Linked DNA regions of Mus musculus: region 1 is linked to region 2. A link is a contact called in ENCODE Hi-C or POLR2A ChIA-PET data. All regions are on one chromosome and are shown on one strand. The core of a region is the stretch at or near the end of the contact, and the rest is flanking DNA. Distances in the headings are between cores, read along the strand shown. Region 1 overlaps Xylt1 (xylosyltransferase 1). Region 2 holds the start of Xylt1 (xylosyltransferase 1).

Region 1 (7,342 bases), core at 1,010-3,509, 34 kb after region 2:
GAATTTTGGCAAGCATTTCTTCTTCTTCTTCTTCTTCTTCTTCTTCTTCTTCTTCTTCTTCTTCTTCTTCTTCTTCTTCTTCTTCTTCTTCTTCTTCTTCTTCTCTCTTTTCTTCTTCTGCCTTGGCATAGTCTTTGGAGTTCTTTGTGCAAAATGTTACATGTGTCACCTGACCACTGAAATTATGCGAAGATGGGCCTGAGTGCAGAGATTGCCTGCTCTCAGTTTTCCTGTCTGTAAAATGGGTCCTGTATGTTGTCTGTACCAAAAGATCCTCCCAGAATTTAATGGGCAGAAGCACAGAGACCATTTGCCAGGGGTCCCCCTCCAAGGAGCAGACAAGATTAACTGTTCCCACCATCGTTGTCAGAGTTTCTGCATTCATGGCTTCCTGGACAGTTCTCTGGGTTTTACAAAGTAGACTGACTAAGGCTTCACTCCTCCCGCTGTGACCTGAGCTGTGTGACTCCCTGTCCTCGGTGTAGTGAGTGTCATAGACACTCAGGTTTTCATAACGAACATCAGGTGTTGCTGAACTGAAATTGGATTTCTGGGCTCCTTCCCAGTTCTCTGTGCATCTCATTACCTACAGAGCATGGAGGCCATGTGGTTGTTTGGAAATTCATTGCTATCCCTAACTCCAGGAACCTCCCCCCCCACCACCTCTGGGGTTCATTTCTGCTTTCCGTTTTTTATAGAGTGACCTCATTCTTCACCCATAGCTTAAAAGCTGATTGTGATCACGGGAGCTTTAAATAACAAGATCAAACCCAATTTTAGCAAACGCTGACACCATCCCTACTGTGTGCTAACTGTGGGGCTCAGCAACTGGTGGTGTCAATCAGAGCCCCAAGCAAACCGAGGAAGTTAGGGTAATAATGTCTGTGAGGCTCTAGAGCAGTGGCTTTCAACCTGTGGGTCTGGAACCCCCGAGGGGAGCATCTACCTTTCACCGGGGTTGTATATCAGGTATCCTACGTATCAGATGTTGACGTTATGTTTCATAATGGTAACAAAATTACAGTTCTAAAATAGCACCGAAAGTGATTTTATAGTGGGACAGTACTAAATGGTCACAGCATTAGGAAGATTGAGAAACACTCACTGATCTAGAGGCAGACAGTACTGGGATTTGATTCCATCTGCCTCTTCCCTGCCTCTGTGACTCCAGGCAGGTCACTTCACCTATCTGAGATGCGGAGGGTGTGTGCCCCATCAGGCGGATGGATGTCTTCAGGAGGAAGGGAACAATGCAGTCTATGATGTGCACATCCTGTAGTAGATCAGTTAGTATCTATGCATCTGTCCTCAGCTGCTCGTGGGTGCATGCAAGGAGGAAAAGTCACAGAAGAATCATCGGAGGCCTGAGCCCTGGAGAAGCCGTTGGCATCTGTGTGTAGGCAGGTGAACACACCGAGTTGTGTGCCTGCATGCAGAGGCCAGAAGACACCTTCAACTCTCGTTCCTCAGGCACTGTTCACCAAGTTTTATCAAGACAGGGTCTCTACCTGACCAGGGAATGCCAAGTCGGCCAGCTAGGCTGGCTAGCAAGTCCCGAGGTGCTTCTCTTTTTGCCTCCCCAGTGCTGGCCTTTCAAGCACACGATACCACACCTGGCTTTTTTTTCCCCTTTGTGGGTTCTGGGGATTTAACTTAGACCTCTGTGCTCAGGCGTGTCCCCAGCTTGCCACTGGGTATTTTAACATACTGAATTTCTTTTGCCAGTTGCTGGATCTCGCCAGCACCTAGCAAGAGCTTTGTAAGGATGCTTCATAGGATGGGTTGGATACACTAGTAAATACTCTGAGATTTGTTTTGCTCCTCCGGGGCCTTTTCCTCCCCAATCTCTGAGGCCAAACTTAGATGTAACCAAAACCACAGCCGCCTTCAGACAGGGAGGGAGCCTGAAATAGCTCAGCGGGCCCCGTCACAGGGGTGTCTAGTTTTACAGCAGCTGCCTCTGTCTTCGGAAAAACCTCACTCGTGTGGTAGGAGTCAGTGGTGAGGCACTGAAGCACAGGGCTGGGGAAGGGAGTTTGCTTTGGACAGAGAAGGTTCTAGAAGGACAGAGGGTATGCCTTCTCTTTACCTGGGTGCAGAGCCTGACTCCTGTGAGTCATTTCACTTGCATTTCTGCCCTATCTGGAGTAATCTGTGTGAAGTGTGTGATTGGAGCGTCTCCAGGACAGATCCCAGGAGGCTCGAAAGCATACTCGGGAGGATGTTGCTTCCACATGGCACAGCGTTGCCTCATTCACTTGGCATGTGCCAACTCTCCCTTGCTCCTCCAATGGCCTGTCCAGCTGTGTGAGAGGGAATGAGCAGCAGAGTTGGGTTGGTGTGTCATGAGTGTGCAACCATGCACCACTGAGTGCCTACTGTGTGTCCCACGGGGCCTCCCGTATCCCCGCCTTTTATCTTCCTTAGTGACCGTGCATCTATTGTATGTAGTCAGAGCTGCTAATGTCTGTTAAATAGTTGAGGGGAAGGGAGCATGAGGACCTGAGTTCAAGTCCTAGAACCCATGTGAAAAAAGGAAGAGGTGGCAGACGTTGGTAATCCCGGGGCTGGGGGAGGAGATAGGAGGGTCTCTGGTGGGTGTGCCTATGCTTGCACACATGCACTCACTTGAGTGTACGTGCGTACACACACTCATGCACTTCTAAAAAAAGTGCATCCCTTGAGTCAAAGGCAACAGGCTTATGTAGCATCTCTAAGCAGATCTTTTACCTTATTCTTTCTCTTCTCACTTTTCTTTATGAATTTCCCATTTTCACACATGACGAGTAGTCTGCGTTCCTCTTTGTCCCACACCTCAGGCCTAAAGTGAAGTACATCAGTCACTGCACAGATCTCCTTGGCTGCTGCCTGGATGAATGGGAATGAATGAGTATGGAGCGAGGTGGTTTCTGGGAAGATCCTTCTGTGCAGATGTGAGCATGCTGGGATGTCTCCTTGAAGTCTGGGGTGTGCCTCAGTATGGGATGCGTGCGCCCAGCAAAATGAGACATTGGTGGCATCGATAGCTTTGCAACAATCTTCAAAAGTCAGTGGTGGGCAGAGGACACGGTTTCTGATTCAGAGAGGGTCACCTCAGAGCTGTCCACTCAGATAAAGCCCTGGCTCAGAAAACCCCAAACACAGTGAAGCAGACAGAGTAACAGGATTTATGCAATACTCAGTTAAGGGTAAACCCAACCCCATAAATGCATGTCCAGGATTCAGTCTGCCAAATGAAATGTTAAAGGCGCCAAATGGGTTTTTGGAAGGGATCAAAGCTAAGTCGTAGTTTGCCTGCCCATGATAAGCTTATCCAGCTCTTCAGCGGGAAAGACCAGCAAGAGTGAAAGAAACGCCAGATTGTGGGGTACTCTGCGGTATCTCAGATAGTTTTCTTTTTTAATAAAAAGGGAGAAGGCGATTTCAGACCTCTGTATGAGGCTGGCATTCCTCACCAGATACCGCTAGGGCTGCAGAGGAGACACTATGGCTCAGAAGCGTCCCAGTTTGGCAGTCTCCTGAGCTGGCTTCCTAGCCCAGCATCAAGATGACTAAGGCCATTGTGGGCCTTGTGTGTGTGTCCTGTGTTTCATGCTTAGTGGTAACCCTGAGCTGGCTATGGGCTTCACGTTTGTGTGTGTGTGTGTGTGTGTGTGTGTGTGTGTGTGTGTGTGTGTGTTTGAAGCTGGTTAAGAGAAGATCCACAGTAGAGGTATCTTCTAGATCACACCTCCTAGCCTTACCTCTGTACTTTTTAATGTTTTCTTCCCCACTAACTGAAACCAATGCTTTTCCATAGGAAGGTATGTAGTAATGAAGCAACTTGGAGCTCTGTCCTCCATGACTTCGTTCTCTTGTGCACCCATCCAAGTTACCTCTGATGTAAGTGTAACTGCAGATTCTCTTTCCAGGGTGACAGCATCTTGTGTGTGTGTGTGTGTGTGGTGTGGTGTGAATGGGTCACGGGTGGATGGTGGGCAGGGCAAACATGGCCCTGGGTTGGCAGCTTTTCTTTTGCTTTTTCATCAGTGCACCCAGTGGAGCAGGAGCCTCGCTCCTGCCTCAGGAGCTCATGCCTGGACCCATCGGGGTCAGGCCCCTCGAGCTGGAAGTCTCCAGTTGGGTTGGAGCTTGAGGTGCTGTGTGTCAGAGCCCTGTGTGCTCTGGCAACAGATGAGGCCAGTACCAACCAGGGAAAAGTCAAGGCATTCGTCTGAGACAGAGTCCTTGCGTCAGTTTTAACGTGGAATAGTCAATGTGTCTTCCATTGGGTAGTGACTGGTAGGTACGCTTGTAGGATTAATAACTGGTGTAGCAAAATTTGGAAAACAATGAGATCATACAACCCTGCCACCCCTCCTTCCCTCCCTCCTCTTCCTCCCATTTCAGTGAGGGGATTGAAATCAGAGCCTCACACAGGGTAGACAAGTGCTTTGACACTGAGCTACAGCCTCAGCCTATCATAATCTTTTATTTAAAAAGCAGACCTGCCGGGCCGTGGTGGTGCACACCTTTAATCCCAGCACTTGGGAGGCAGAGGAAGGCGAATTTCTGAGTTCGAGGCCAGCCTGGTCTACAGAGTGAGTTCCAGGACAGCCAGGGCTACACAGAGAAACCCTGTCTCGAAAAAAAATCTAAATAAGTAAGTAAGTAAGTAAGTAAGTAAGTAAGTAAGTAAGTAAATAAATAAATAAATAAATAGCAGACCTGCTGGGGTTTGAGTTATATACTGTGAAATTTATACATTTAATGTCTCAGCCAATGATAGTCAACTAACAGAGCTGTGCACCCATCACCAAAAGCTAACCGAAAGCTAGTGTTAGGATGGTCTCACCAGCATAGTAAGATTTCTTATGCCTATCTGAATTGTAACCAGACAACAAGTCACTGCCTTTGACATCAAATTCCATTCTAGACATTTTCTCAAAAGGGAAGCCCATGCCATGGTGGCACTCCTTGGCTTTGTCACTGAGTGTGATACTTGTGAAACCTGTGCATATCTCACGTATTATGTTAAGTGTCCACTCAATGTCTGAGGTCATAGCTATGTTTTGGCTGTTGTGAGAAACACTGCTGTGTCTGTCTACATCTGTGTCTTCATGTATCTTCAGTAGATTGTGGGAAGTGGAATTACAGGTCAAATGGCAAATATACATTTATTTTGTTTTAAATCATTGAACTGTTCTCCAAAGTTGGTTGCATCCTTTAAGAATCACCAGTCAGTCCCTTGGTGGAATTGTTGGTTCTGATTTTACTATGTACTAGAAGGAAGGAAGGCTTAGGGGCTGCTGTGTGTGAGATCAAAAACCTGGCACCTTCTTGTGGAAAATGGGTTTGCCCAGAGTCTTCACAGCATGCTGGGAGGTGCTCAGCTCTGGTCTCAGAAATTTCTCTGACACAAGTCAGTGCTTCTAGACCCCAGAGAGGTCCAGAGCCATTATTCCTTCTGCCTCTCCCGAGCTGGTCTGGCTGGCAGTGGTCCCAGCAGTCTGAAAGATTCACTTTCATAGAAGATGCTTAGGTCCACACTGTTGCTAATTTAGCGTTTATCAGGTGATGAGATTTAGCTTCATGGCCCACCTTCGAATGCATTCGTTTACCTGCATTGATCGCTATAGGCTGCTGTAACAGCAGCCAGAAGATGCACACTAGTGCTTAAAAACTGCTGGGCATTTTGCTTTCTGATAATGACAGTTCCATCCTTAATCAACAATAACACGGCATCCACTTTGGAAGATGGGCTTAAATTGCATAACTCTTTTTTGGGTGGGGAGTGATGATAAAATAAATTACATTTTTTTAGGCTGAGTTCAGCTAAGAGGTTTTTAACTTTCATGTTAATAGATTTAGATGAAGCAGATCTGTTTTGGAGAGGAGGGGTGTCCTTCTTTGCTACTTAAAATGTGGTCTGGGGAGCTGCACTGTCAGCCTGGGAGCTTGCTAGCCCTGCTGACTCTCAGGTCCTGCCCGGGACCTGCCTAGCCAAAGTCTGTGGTCATAAAAGCCTGGAGTGATACACATACTTTCCAGAGTGTGCTCTGTATTGCTCACAAAGTCAAGGGTGTGCAAAATGTGTCACCAAGGCCAAATGTAGACAGTGCTCTGCTTCTTTAAATAAAGTTTTATTGGGGCATTAGCCATGCTCATTCAATATGGATTACCTGTGGCCACAAGGCGTTGCACCTGCAGAATGGAGGAGCCTTCACAGTCTTGATTGTTGGCTCGATGGGATTTAGAATCACCATAGAAACAACACTCTGAGCAAGCCTGTGAGGGAGTGTCTAGATTGGGTTAATTGATGTGGGAAGACTCACCCTAAATGGTCCTGGCAGCAGGCCATGGGCTGCTGTCCCAGACTGAAGCCGGTGGCAGGCAGCATACATTCCCCTGGGGTACATCCTGACTGTGGGTGGGTGCAGTGTGCCCAGCGCCTTACTACTGCTGCCGTGCCTTCCCCACATGTAACCCCACTGTGAGCCAGAAGGAACCCTTCCTCCTTAATATGCTTTTGTCAGGGATTTGACCCAGCAGCAGGGAGAGCAGTGAGCATAGAGTCAAGTGATTCCAGAGAATGGTTCTCTGGAATAAACTCACTTTTGCATATATACACACACACACACACACACGCGCACATACATACATATATGTATTTATGTATGTGTGTATATATTTTTAAAAATTTGTTAGGTTTTAAATTCAATTTTGCAATTTTGCATTTATTACAGAGTTGGTGTTAAGTCTTTTCCTTAAGTTTGTTTCCTAACTGATAGAGGAGAGGGACTATTTATTTGCACAGCACTTACAAGATATTGAGTAGAACGAGGAACCTATTGATGATCACAAGAACAGGAGAGGGTTGTGTAAATCATATGAGGCATAAGACCATTATATGTAAGGGATCAATGTCTTGTGGATAATGAAGGAGGACCCTTACCCCCACTCCGTGTGTGTGTGTGTGTGTGTGTGTGTGTGTGTGTGCATACATGGGTGGAGAGGCCTGTTAGAGAGAAGTGGCCAGTTGTACAGTCATAAGTTTATTAATGGAATTGGCTTACATAATTACAGAGGTTAAAGAAGTCTCAGGGTATCTGCCCTGCTGGCTACGGACTCAGGGAGGTTGGTCATGAGCCTCAGTCTCCATCCAAAGGTCTGAGAACCAGGAGGGCTGATGATGTCAACCCTGATCTTGGTACTGAATAAAACTGGGTGTTCCAGCTTTATTCCTGAGGCAGTAAAAGGAAAAGCTTCTGTTTGAGACTCAGGGATTGGATGACATACATGTCACTGGAGAAGTCCAGGCCCCTTATCCACTACATGAGATTGATTATGACTGGCCACACAC
Region 2 (6,623 bases), core at 897-3,396:
CAGAGATAACAGATTTACCCCAAGGCCAGAGGTGTATCTAGGAACCCTGGTTAGATTCATTTCCTTGATCTGACTTCCTGAGCTTTGTGACTGGTTTAGGGGTAACTTAGGACCTAAAAATTACTCTGTAAGAAAACGCTCTCTGCATCTTCTAAAAGAATCCTGGACTGCAGATGAATAAGTTACAGCTAGTCTAAGTCACAGAATCTAGGACTCTTGTGATGTTCCAGTGTGAACAGACACTGTGGGAGAAAGAGAGGAGAAAGGAAGAGAAAATTCTGTAGTGGTTGTTCTAGGTTGCTGGATCAAGCCATGCCTGGAGTTAGTGCTCTGCAATAACTAGTTCTACAATCCAGTAAGGCTTATTTTTAGATTGTTAAACCAGGTGTTTTATTACACAAACTATAAATATTCCCAACTGATATGCAGATAAGAGGAGACTGGTGAACCAGGGAGCTGCCTCTCCTCTACAGTCTCACTGTTGATGAAGTGGGAATGCCTCTGTCCCTGGCTGCAGAGCTAGAGGGGGCCCTGGAGCAGATTGTAGACTGTCAGGGTAGCAGGTTGGCTGAGGACACAGCTATCCCAGTAGCACTCTCATGAACCCACGGCTCCTTTGCAAATCTCTCTAGGGACGATGGTCATGTTTTCTTCTGAGATTCCATACCTACCTACACCTGACTCTCTGGCCTTCTAGCTGACTGTAGATCAGAGGCACCCTTTGTCACCTTGGGATGCTTGTACCTGATCCCACATCTGGCACACATCAGTGCTCTAATATGCTGGTGCAGTGGATGGAAGGGTCCACTTCTCGCCACTGTTGGCCTTGCTCTCTGATAGATTCTGTACATATCCACTCGCTTCCCTTTACAAACCAGGGTGATGTTTAAAAGGGCAGGAGACAAAAGACCAAGAATTCGCTGTAAGTCCCCAGCTCACTGACATAGGTAGACATCAGTCCCATTCACATGCAGACATTAATAGATGCTATGTATCAAAAGGGGAAGTCTATAAGACTGAGTCAGAGAGAGCTGGATGAAGTTTGAGTTCAGAGAGATTATTCCTTCCAAACTCTCACTGACAGAGCTCAGAACAAGGTCAAGGGGGACAGTCTTGGTGGCTCAAGGTCACCAGTCAGTCCAGGAAAATGCTTCTCCTTATAAAGCAAGGCTGGGCTGACCCAGCTCTGAATCTAGTGCACACAGCAAGTCAGACATCAGGAGGGCGGATGGTAAGAAGGGCGTTAAGGGAGGGAGGCTCTGTGGCTGGGAGGGAGACTTCAGCTTGTGGCCAGGGAGGGTTGGAAAACTTCTTTAGCCACCAAAGCATTCACTTGCCAACTGGATTTGGAGGATGTTGGATTGTGAGTCTTTGGGGACCAGAGAAGTGAGTCAATGAGCCCTGAATCTTTGGTTGGCCCTGGAAGGGGGGGGGGGTGACTCAGAAGTCGCAGTGCTTGTGCTGATTAACCTCGGCGAGTCATTGAGAACCTCCTCCCCATCGTTTCAGTCAGTGATCCAGGAATCCCAGGCTGCACAAGAGCCAGGACCTGTGACACTCCTACGTTTTCTCCCATCTCCACCTGCCAAGGTTTTCTCTCTGTGCAGCCAAAGATGCCGGGACGGAAAACTCCGCGCCTCCTGCAACTCCGCCTCCAGTTTTCTGCCACATGGAACACAGACTCTCAGGACCCTTCTTTCCCTTTTCCTGACCTCTGCAAGCTGAGCTGCCCTGTTGACTCTTCTATCCTCCACTTTCCGTCTCTCTACCCCTTGCACCGGCCTTTTCGCACCCGTACCTTGTTCCCACGCCTGTTCTGGGGGGTGTCTGTCTGCTTCCTTCGCCTCCACCCCCTCCCTCACCTTCTCCTCCCCACGCTGCCCTCGGCTCCTCCTCCAGGCCCCGCCCTCTGCTCAGGGCCCGCGTCCCTAGTGGCCCCTTCCCCAGCCCTGGTACCCCTAACGCCCGCCCTAGAACCCTGGGGGTTGGGTTGGGGACCCTGACCCAGGGAAAAGGGAATCTCGAGGGGCCAGCTCCCTTCCGAGCCGTGTCCCCGCGCGCGCGCGCCGCGCCCCCTCCGCGGCCTCCCCGCGCCCGCCTCCCGCCTTCCCCTCCTCCTGGTGACGTCCGGGTCCCTGCCCGTCTGAAAACTCCGCGCCGCGGCGGTGGAGGAGGCGGCGGCGGCGGCAGAGGAGGAAAGGGAGGAGGAGGTGGTGGAGGAGAGGAGCAGGAGGAGGAGCAGCGGCGAGCCCGGGCGACGTCGGCGGGGCCCGAGCGCGGAGCCCCCGGGATAGAGCGCGCACCGGGGTGTCCCGGCACCCCGCTCGCCCCGGGCCGCCGCGGAAGATGGTGGCGGCGCCGTGCGCCCGGAGGCTGGCGCGGCGCTCGCACTCGGCGCTGCTGGCGGCGCTCATGGTGCTGCTGCTGCAGACGCTGGTGGTGTGGAATTTCAGCAGCCTGGACTCCGGGGCTGGAGAGCAGCGGCGCGCGGGGGCAGCGGCGGGAGCAGCCGAGCAGCAGCAGCCCGCGGCCCCGCGCCGGGAGCGCAGGGACCTGGCTGCCCATCTGCCCGCAGCCCGCGGAGGACCTGGAGGCCGAGCCGGCGGAGGAGGAGCACGGGGAGGCGGCCCCGGAGGAGCCCGCGCACAGCAGCCTGCCAGCCGCGGGGCACTAGCCTCCCGGGCGAGGGTAAGGTGCCCTTTGGGAAGGGGATCTCGAGCCCCGCGGACAGAGAGACAGATGGGCGACCCTACCCATGCCTCACATTGGTCTTGGCCACACAAGTCCCGATATCCGAAGGGACTCTGCGCCCTGGCTGCCTCTGACTGCCCTGGCTGCCCTGGGCAGCTGCAGGGTCGTGCACTGAGCCGCGCTGCTCTGTGCGGAGTCTGAGGACCGCCCCCTTGGGGTCTGGAAAGTGAGCTCCAGAAGAGACTCGCTTTCTAGGGGGTCCTGTTTCCTATCACTCTTTCTGGGCGTCCTACTTGCTCTCTGGGTGGGGGCGTTGATGCCTCACTCTCCACTCGAGTACGTGCATCGGATCGTGACCGGATCCTCAGCCGCTGCTCAAGGGTAGTTCTCCACGCAGCCTCTTTGGTCTGAGCTGTTTGCTGTGGGCTGAGAATGAGTGTGTTAAGTCCTCCACCATGTCCCTGGTGCCCAAATCAACACTGGGTCTTGCAAGCCTGATCTGACTTTGGGTCCTGTTTTCCCCTCTGGGAATCTACTTCTCTCTCCACCTTCCCCAGTCCCCACCTTCCTCAGTCCCTAACCTTGCCATTTCTTGCCCTCCCTGACTTCACCTCCAGGTATTGCCCCTTAGTTCCAGCTGGCTGTCTCTGACTTGACATGGGTGGTCAGTTGCACTTACTGTCTGTCTGTCTGGCCACGCTATCACCACACCTCCCAGTGTGCTTTGCTCTTCTTGGATGTGAATAGTCAGGTCTCTGAAACTGTCTTCCAGTTCTATTAGTACCATCTGGTTGGCTAGGTGGGGCACCGGCTTGTCTTCCTCTTCTATCCCCAACTTCTTTGGGGTATCTGTTTCACCTTTCTCTGAGCTAGGAGGGCAGGAGATCTGAGTCCGTAACTACTGTACAGGGTCTCTGCTCTGCGTAGGAATGAGTGTCTGTCTGTCTTTGGGCTGGTGTGATATGCCATGTGATTCTCTGTCCATCATCCCAGTTCCCTGCAGAGAACTGCCCAGCATCTGAAGGACGGTAGCTACCGGGGGAGTGTTTCTAGGATCTGTAGGAAGGGAACAGTCCTTGTTATTGCTTGTCACTCCGGCAGCCCTTGCTGAAGACTGCCTAGACACAGCTACACAGCTGTGTCAGAAGTGCTTTCTGATGTGCTTAAGTTCTTCAGGATTGTTTTGACCCTTGTTGCCCGAGCACAGCTCTTTATGTCTGTGAGCTAAAGCAGTCTCAGGACTTGATCTGACAGAGCATTTGGCTGCTCTGTAGCTACCAAGGAGAAGTCTTACCCTCACCTGTAGTGATGCTTGTGCATGAGAACCTGAGCATTCTCAATGTCCCCAAGTCCAAGGGGACCCAGGCACTCACTGCCTTTGAACTCCTGGAGTTGATCATGTGTTCCAACTGGAAAAACAAAAAACAAAAAACAAAAACAAAAACAAAAACAAAAACGCTATTACATGTTCTTCCTAAAATTGGAGACCTACTGGGAGGTGGGAGGGACTAGGCGCACTTAGTGCTGGCCCAGTGTGGAAACAGGCAGGGTGGGGAGGGGACCATGGGAGGGACTCACTGTACCTTTTGCAAAGGGGATTCAGGAGGTACTTTCAGGGTACATAGACCACCTGTTGAGATCAGTGAGAGAATTATAAAGAAAAAAGCAGTTGGTTTCTTTCTTTCCCCACCGATGGTCTGAGCAGTGATGCACAACCCCTCCATGTGTGTTCACCTAGGAGTAATCTCTCATGTCCTAGCCCAGTCACATCAGGTTTGGAATCGGAAGGGCGGGGGTGGGGTGCCACTTCCCCTTTAAACCATGTTTTTAGATCCCCAGTCCTAGCAGCGGAGCTTGTCTGCAATTTTGCTTTTATCTGTGGGTTTAGGTGTATCCTCCCGACAGTGTCCTCCAATGTCTCCATTTTTTTTAGCTTCCAATGTATATGTATATGAATACATTTTGTGCTTTTTTTTTTCTTTCACTTTCCCATTCCTGGTAGCTCTCAACTGTCCGGTCCTGCTGGTCCTGGACTTTTTGTCATATGCACGGCACTCTCCTCTCTTCCTCCTGTCTCACATCCTGCCCCAGGAGCTGCAGTGTGCACAGGATGGCTAGAGCTAGGGGTCTGTTTGTCCTCCTCAAGGTGTGCCCACCCCAAGCCCTGCCCTTTCATGGAGCTCAAGGAGACCAGAAGGGGGCAGGCTGTTCCCAAAGTCCATCAGAGCTGGAGCTTGGGATACAGGCTGAGAGAGCCACAGACTGCTAACAACTTGCCATTCATTTTTGGACCCTGCCTGGGCTGACTGTATGCATGATGCTGCAAAGGGATTCAGGGTGGCATTCAGAACTAACACACTCTCTCTCTTTCTCTCTCTCTCTCTCTCACACACACACACAAACACACACACACACACACACACACACACATTCCCTGATATTTTTCCAGATGGCTTCTGCAAATACTGTGGAATTGTATGCTAGGACAGTGATGTTCGTTTCTGTGCTGTGCTTTGTGGCAGGCTGGAGTAGAGTTGGGTGAACAGTCATGGCTTCAGTGGGTGCGTGGCAATGGGTGTCAAGCAGCTGTTACGGCTAGAGTGTTTCCAAATCCAGACCTATCTGCTTCTCCTGGCTGCTTTCCCCTCTCCCAACTTCTGAACTGCGAGCCTTTTATTTTTGGAGAGCAGTGTCTAGGTACAGAAATTGTACCTGTGGCCGGGCAGTGGAGACACATAAGAGATCATGTTGATATGCAAGCAGGATCAGAGGGTGTGTGCAGGGATAGTGGTGAAATGGGCATCTCTGTAAAGGTTTGCTAGTGCCCCCTTTCCCTCTCAGCATCTCTGAGCATTTAAGTATTAGCTTGATGCAGATTACAGCAGAGTTCTGTAGTGGGGCATTTTCTCTGGGCCTCAGTAAGAAATGAACTTTACTGTGGTCTCGGAATATAAAACGGGAGAGCACTGAGCCATAGATGAAGGGGAGTAGTGGGGAGTGAGGGGCCTGTCAGAAAGACTAGCCAGCAGAAGTGCCTTTTTAGACTCGGGAAGAAATGAAAGCTGTAGGTGTCACACCTGTATCTTTGTTTCTCTTGCTAACGTCCCCATAGTCCCAGCGTCACTCAAGGTACTTAGTAAGTTTCCTTTAAGAAATCTAATGTTTTAATGTCCTTGCCTACTGTACGCGTACAGTAGAATGCCGTTTTTGTATGATCTGACCCCTTTGAAATGCTGATTTTTTTTTTCAGCAGAGATCCCTCATTCTTCACATTACTCAGATAACTCCGGACTCTTTCAGACATTAACAGTGACTTTGGAAGAGGGTTCCAGTGGCGTTGGAGGCAAAGCTTTTCTTTCAATCCAAATGTTTGCAGAGAGAACAGAGAGCGTTTGACGGCTGATTTGTTTCCTCCACACTTCCAGTGAATTATTTTGTCTGATCGAAGCAGACAAAAAAAAAAGCAGGCTTTGTATATAGAAGTGTGTATCTTTGAGCAATATTTATCTCACTGCAGATATGTCATCGTCTGCTTTACCACACACTGGGAATGCTAAATAAAATAGATAAGTAGCAGCCACTTAATTTAATAATAAGATAATAAATACAGGCTGGATATCCATTATCTGAAATACTTTGAAGGAGTGTTTCAAAATTTGGATTGTGAAAGATACTTTGGAATATTAGCATGTAAATAAAAAGATAGGGCGGGACCCAAGATTAAACCACACAAAATAATTAACCAAAATTATTGTTTTCTTTCTTTCTTTCTCACTCTCCTTTCTCTCACTCTTATTTCTTTCTTTTGCTCCTCCTGTTTCTCCTCCTCCTGGTCCTTCTTTTTCTTGTCTTGATGACTTGTCTAGCTCAGACTAATGTAAAAATCATGACCCTCCTGCGATTACAACTATGTGCAACCACACCTGGCTTGA

Evidence for each region. A loop is a pair of places that touch in the nucleus more often than their neighbours do. ChIA-PET counts read pairs that join two places held with the same protein, here RNA polymerase II (POLR2A).
Region 1: a loop to region 2 is called in a map of gastrocnemius, with 2.0 times the contacts of the local background. The contact joins the enhancer-like site here to the promoter of Xylt1 in region 2. A Hi-C loop is called at or near these places in 6 of 37 maps with a recorded cell type or tissue (T-helper 1 cell, T-helper 17 cell, gastrocnemius and 2 more). POLR2A ChIA-PET finds 5 or more read pairs at or near these places in 2 of 5 experiments (both embryonic stem cell).

What each region holds. Positions count from the first base shown.
Region 1 is chr7:117,412,917-117,420,258 of GRCm38, forward strand. All of the region lies in intron 1 of Xylt1 (xylosyltransferase 1), which reads left to right. Among named protein-coding and RNA genes, the nearest start is that of Xylt1, 36 kb to the left of the region's middle. Within about 2 kb of position 2,260, at least 1 of the 3 ENCODE cell types and tissues checked has a DNase peak (open chromatin) inside an H3K27ac peak, as active enhancers do; it is heart, where a contact is called at or near this core.
Region 2 is chr7:117,378,833-117,385,455 of GRCm38, forward strand. Xylt1 (xylosyltransferase 1) reads left to right here and starts at 2,147. Exons shown (of 12, transcript NM_175645.3): 1 at 2,147-2,688. The coding sequence starts at 2,347.